2 separate regions of the Homo sapiens genome follow, and region 2 is linked to region 1. A link is a loop called in an ENCODE intact Hi-C map of the cell type or tissue named here. Cell type or tissue: ascending aorta. All regions are shown on one strand. Links, peaks and the distances in the headings refer to the core of each region. The heading gives the core; the rest is flanking DNA.

Evidence for each region. Peaks named below come from ENCODE experiments on the same cell type or tissue, not always from the same donor. Only the 100,000 strongest peaks of a DNase experiment are listed, where the experiment ranks them.
Region 2: it touches region 1 in a loop (8-fold over the local background); 44 of 110 quality-filtered maps call a loop at or near these places.

The regions. Positions count from the first base shown.
Region 1 is chr12:55,679,632-55,682,536 of GRCh38, forward strand. It overlaps TMT1B (thiol methyltransferase 1B), which reads left to right and starts at 2,105. Exons shown (of 2, transcript NM_152637.3): 1 at 2,105-2,621. The coding sequence starts at 2,124. RefSeq lists an enhancer at 1,764-2,439. In ascending aorta, for the core only: CTCF peaks have their summits at 1,566 (motif pointing right) and 2,029; DNase peaks (open chromatin) are centred at 260 and 1,930; H3K4me3 peaks cover 810 bases; H3K27ac peaks cover 1,056 bases.
Region 2 is chr12:55,736,142-55,739,046 of GRCh38, forward strand. No RefSeq gene overlaps it. Among named protein-coding and RNA genes, the nearest start is that of GDF11, 5.5 kb to the right of the region's middle. RefSeq lists an enhancer at 2,045-2,364. In ascending aorta, for the core only: a CTCF peak has its summit at 1,238 (motif pointing left); DNase peaks (open chromatin) are centred at 1,240, 1,770 and 2,410; H3K4me3 peaks cover 1,004 bases; H3K27ac peaks cover 1,605 bases.

The sequences.
Region 1 (2,905 bases), core at 182-2,681:
GAGTGAGACTCTGCCTGAGAAGAGAAGAGAAGAGAAATTAATCTATACTGACAGAGAGCAGATCAGCGGTTACCTGAAGATGGGGATGAAAGAGGGGCGAATGGATTACAAAGAAACACAAGGAAACTGATATAGTTTGGATGTTTGTCCCCTCCAAATCTCATGTTGAAATGTAATCCTCAATGTCAGAGGTGGGGCCTGGTGGGATGTGTTTGGCTCCTGAGGTCCCAACCCCTCATCAGTGGCTCAGTGCCAACCCCTTGGTGATGAGTGAGTTCTCGCTCTGGCAGTTCACGCAAGGTCTCTCTTGCTCCCTCTCTTGCCATGTGATACACTGCTCCCCTTCGTCTTCCACCATGATTGTAAGCTCCCTGAGACCCTCACCAGAGGCCAAGCAGATACTGGTGCCATGCTTCCTGTGCAGTCTGCAGAACTATGAACCAATTAAACTTTTTTTCTTTATAAATCAACCAGCCTTAGGTATTTCTTAACAGCAATGCAAAAGCCTAACACATAGACATGTTCATTATCTCGACTGTGGTAATGGTTTCCCAGGTATATACTGTGTCAAAAATAATCTATATACTGTAAATATGTAAACCTTCTTATATATATTATACCTCAAAGAAACTGTAAATAAATAAATAGGGTATTAGGTTACAAATCAGTGAATAAAATAGGAATCTATGCATCAATAATAATATGAACACATAAAAGACACATAAAACCAAATATTGCTGGTGGACGTGTAAATGGGTACAATCACTTTGGAAACCCATTTGCTATTATCTACTAAATCCAATACATTGTTAAGAAGGGGGGGAAGCAAGGTATACAAGAGTGTGTACAATATACTACTATTTGTAAAAGAAAAGGGAATATGTATATGTATATATGTACATGGATCTAAACACGTGGTGTGTGTGTTCCCTGCTCGTTCACAGGTCATCTCTGGAAGGATTCACAAGAAATTGGCAATATGGCATTTAGTGCCTCCAGAGAGGAGATCTGAGTGGTTGGGTCACAGGAGTAGAAGAGAGAATTTTCCCTGTAATCTCTTTAGTATCTTTTTAATTTTGTACTAAGTGAATGTACTGCCTCTTCCAAAAAAAGTTGTTTAATAATGTTTTGTAAAAAGAATTCTTCTCAGCCAGGCGCAGTGGCTCCCAACTGTAATCCCAGCACTTTGGGAAGTCGAGGTGGGTGGATCACCTGAGCCCAGGAGTTCAAGACCAACCTGGGCAACAGGGTGAAACCCTGTCTCTACAAATTACAGAAAAAAAAAAATTGCTGGGCATGGTGGTATGCACTTGTAGTCCCAGAAAATCAGGAGGCTGGTGTAAGAGGATCACTTGAGCCTAGGGACATTGAGGTTGCAGTGAGCCCAGACTGCTGCCACTGCACCCCAGCCTGGGCAGCAGAGACCCTGTCTCAAAAAAAGGAAAGAAGGAAAGAAGGGAGGAAGGGAGGGAGGGAGGGAAGGATCTCTAAAAAGTGGCTATTCTCTGACCTCACTTCCCCCTATTTGTCCAACTTACCCCATTCCCCACAGAACTAAACTTCTCACCCTTTCCAGGAGAGGGCATGCTGTCTCTGTCCTGTACACCTACTTTTTCCTCTGCCAAGAGCACCCTTCCCTTCCTATGGCCCCTCTGAAGTGCCTGACCTGAGGACGAAATGAGGCCAGGATATGTCCCATGAGTCAACTCTGTCCCCAGCATTCACCACTACCAACCCACCCCCAACGCCCTGCCAGCCCCCGACACTCCCCCGCCATGAGTCTGTCATCTGAAACATATCCCCTTACCCCTTCCCACTCCCTCTGAGATGACTCAGCAGCCCCTGCCCCCCTTCAGCTGGGCACAGTGCCCCAGAACTCAGGAACATGGGTACCACCTGTCCCTCCGCCCACATAAAAGTCATTGAAGAGCTTGTGGGGCTGTGGGACCTGCGCCCTCTGGAGGAATTCCATACACCCACTCAACTCTGGCAAATAGGAAATTGTCAAGTAGGAGACAAGGAGCAAAGTCCTATCACAGCGGGAGGGGACGCCAGCGCCTGCAGAGGCTGAGCAGGGAAAAAGCCAGTGCCCCAGCGGAAGCACAGCTCAGAGCTGGTCTGCCATGGACATCCTGGTCCCACTCCTGCAGCTGCTGGTGCTGCTTCTTACCCTGCCCCTGCACCTCATGGCTCTGCTGGGCTGCTGGCAGCCCCTGTGCAAAAGCTACTTCCCCTACCTGATGGCCGTGCTGACTCCCAAGAGCAACCGCAAGATGGAGAGCAAGAAACGGGAGCTCTTCAGCCAGATAAAGGGGCTTACAGGAGCCTCCGGGAAAGTGGCCCTACTGGAGCTGGGCTGCGGAACCGGAGCCAACTTTCAGTTCTACCCACCGGGCTGCAGGGTCACCTGCCTAGACCCAAATCCCCACTTTGAGAAGTTCCTGACAAAGAGCATGGCTGAGAACAGGCACCTCCAATATGAGCGGTTTGTGGTGGCTCCTGGAGAGGACATGAGACAGCTGGCTGATGGCTCCATGGATGTGGTGGTCTGCACTCTGGTGCTGTGCTCTGTGCAGAGCCCAAGGAAGGTCCTGCAGGAGGTCCGGAGAGTACTGAGACCGGTAAGCAGGGTGGGAAGGGGATGGGTGTGGGGCAGGCAAACGCAGCATCAGCCGCCCCAGGGTTCGGCCCCCAGAATGGGGCGTCTGAGGTAGTAAGTAGCACATTAGACACCCCATCCACCTCTACCTGCTGGTGAATAGGAGACATGACCAGTGCCATGACGGGGCACAATTGGGTGCTGTGGAAGCAACAGGAGGATCACCTACCACCATGGGACAGGGAGGGGAGTGGGGAGGACACCTAAGGAACTGAGGTTTAAATCGAGATCTGTGCTTGGGAGGCT
Region 2 (2,905 bases), core at 178-2,677, 57 kb after region 1:
TGGCCTTGGCCTTGGCCTAGACCCCCCAATTCAAGCCCCAAGGTCTAGCTCCTCTGGCAACCCCACACTCCAGCCCCACCCCCACCAGGATCTGTCCTCAGGGCCCGCCTCAATTCCTTTCCCCATTTCTTGGGCCCCTAGTTCCTGACCTCTGGCCCCTCATTGTCACTCCTGTCCCAGTCTCTTCCCAGCCAGTGCCATCATTAACAACGAGGTCCATCCAAATGCCCAGCTGGTGAGTGGGCAGGATGAACAGCTCCAGCCCATCCTGCTTGAGAGCCTCGTCCAGGTTCATGTCTTGTTTATGCACTCCCTTGGCCAGGATCTTAGCTGCTGTGTGGTTCTGGCCCAGAACCAGGCACAGGAGCACAGAGGTATCTACCTGAGAGTCACAGAGCCTCACAACTAAAGTTTTTCCTAGGATGGAACAGAGATAAACATAGGAGAAATGACAAAGAGGTGATGCTGGGACTGGGTGGTTATCTCAGGTTTCTGTTCCTTGGGACTAAAAGGCCAAGAGGCCTAGGCAGGGGCTCAGGAAAAATTCATTCATGTATTAATCCATGTATGGGGAGCCTAAACATGGAGATAAGTAAGACATGTCCCTGCCTTCAGGGTGCTTACAACCTTATAGGCACAGACAAAAAATACAGTGTGGTGAGAGGGCTATGACAAAGAGAACCCCTGGGTTCTGGAAGCTGCCTAGCACAGGCTGGGGGATGCAGTGGGGCAGCAGAGGACCTGAGATACCTGCCAAAGAAGAAGGGCCTGTGGCAGACTCACCCAGGCTGTTCTCAAATTTGTTGGGTTGTTCCCCATGGATGTGGTCTTGCAGCCCAGGGAACTAGGGGTGAGGAGTGCTGGCACCCCTCGGTAGAGCCCAGACCAGTTTCTCCTGCCCTCACCAATTTCAGGCTCCCATTCCCAGATCCCAGCCAGACCCGCTGGTCGTCCTGACACCCTCACCGTTCACACACACACACATGCCCCTCATCTGACAACTTTGACCTTCACTACCCTCTGCTTTCTCCTTCATTCCCTCTGGAGAGAGAATTCCCTCTGAACACTCCTGCAGTTCCCCCCTGCTTCCCAACAGCTCCCTCACCTGGCAGCCCAGGTACTGCTTTGTCGCCTCCTGGATCAGCCCATCTGCCAGCATTTTAAGGTCCTTGGAGAAGCTGACATTGCACTTAGACCCGTTCTTTTCCTGGAGCAGCAGCTGGAATAGTGGTGCCTCCTGCTGGCAGCATTGGCCACTGCCAGAAACAGGGCCTGTAATGAGGACCCACCATGGGCCCAGAGAGGGAGCAGTAGGTGAGAACTCAGGGAAGAGGTGGGGACCCCAGGGAGGCCAAGAATGAAGATAAGCAGCAGCTTGCACCCAGTGGAGTTGTAGAGCTGGCCTGCCATGAGGAGAGAGGGGACAGATTGGGGATAAGCAGGAGGGAGGCCAGAGGCAAAGGAAGACATAACCCCAAATGATTCTTAGAGTCCCCCAGTTGTATCCTGCCACACTGCCCCCCACCCCAAACGCAAACTCTTTGGCCCCCTTCTCCCAACTCCCAACTTCTCTTAGAGGGCCTTGGGGCTAAAGAGGTTAACAAGACTGCCAAGTGATCCCGGCAAGATAATTATAGGATTTAGAAGGTGGTGTGGGAGAGGACAGTAATTACAGTGACATCCTCTCTGGAGCTGCAGGATTTGTGGGCAGAGGACTGGAAGGGGTCCACTCTACTAACACACCACCCCCTAGCCCAGAATAGCCTCCCCACTCCCCCAGAGGCACATGCAGGGAGAGCAGGAGAGCCGGGGAGTAAGCCTCTCCCCTCTGCTACATCTCAACGAGATGTAGCCCCTCCCCTCCTTAGAAAGCCCTGCAGTGCCAAAGAATGAGTCCACTGACCCTCAAAATAGAAACTTTAGGAGAAAAAAGGAAGAAGAGATAGGATTAGGGATCCTCCCTAGGGAGGGGAGAAAAATAGCTACTCCCCACTGAGCCTAGCTCTGATAGACAAGGCAGTTTGGGTGTGGAGGTGGCCATTGTGGTGAAGGTGCAGGGTGGCGGGAGTCCCCCCTTACAGGGTTCCCTTACAATGGTTCCCCTGTTCTGGCAGCAGCACTTCTGATCATGGTCCAGGCAACTCTGGCCTCAGACCCCGGTGACAGGCTCCAGGGAGCTGCAGCTCTTCCTGAGGATATAGCAGACCATCTACCCAAGCACCTCTCTCTCTAGCAGGTCTTGAAACCTCATACCCTCCCCCGGAACACAGCCTCCTTCTCTCCCGGCAGCTCATACATTTTAAGCCTAAATGCCTCCCTTAGGCTGCGACCCACATTTGCTATGAACCAGTCAGGACCTTGAAGAAGGCGGGCCTGAAGGTTGCCTGGGTAACTCTGGGAGAGGGGCACCCTTGGCAGGAAGACAGTTGCCAGGGAGACTAGGACAGTGGGCGGGGCCCCAAACCTAAGCATGTACTAGGATAAGGAAAGATCTAATGTCCAGATCCCCCCGAACTTATTTTCCGTAAAGCCACCAGTGCCCCATTTTTAGGGAGTCTGGGGCAGCTGGAGTTCTGAAGCTCCTAAAAGAAACCTCCCAGGGGTTAATTCCTGAAACTCAGGGGATCCCAACAGGACCAAACCTGAGGGAACTCAAGGAAATAGGCAAGATCTGGGAGGCGCTGGGGAAAGGACAAGGCTTAATGCATTATGATATGGAACTTTTCGAACTAAAATTCTAAAATGAAAATGTACAACGTATGCAAAAATAAAACCCTTAAGCCGTGCTTTCAGTTCCACCTCCGAGGAGCTGATATTCCAGATTCTACCATCAGATGGCAGTCTTGTCCACTTATTGGATTAAGTTTAGTCTTGGAAACTGAGGAGGCTATCAGGAGATAGAAAA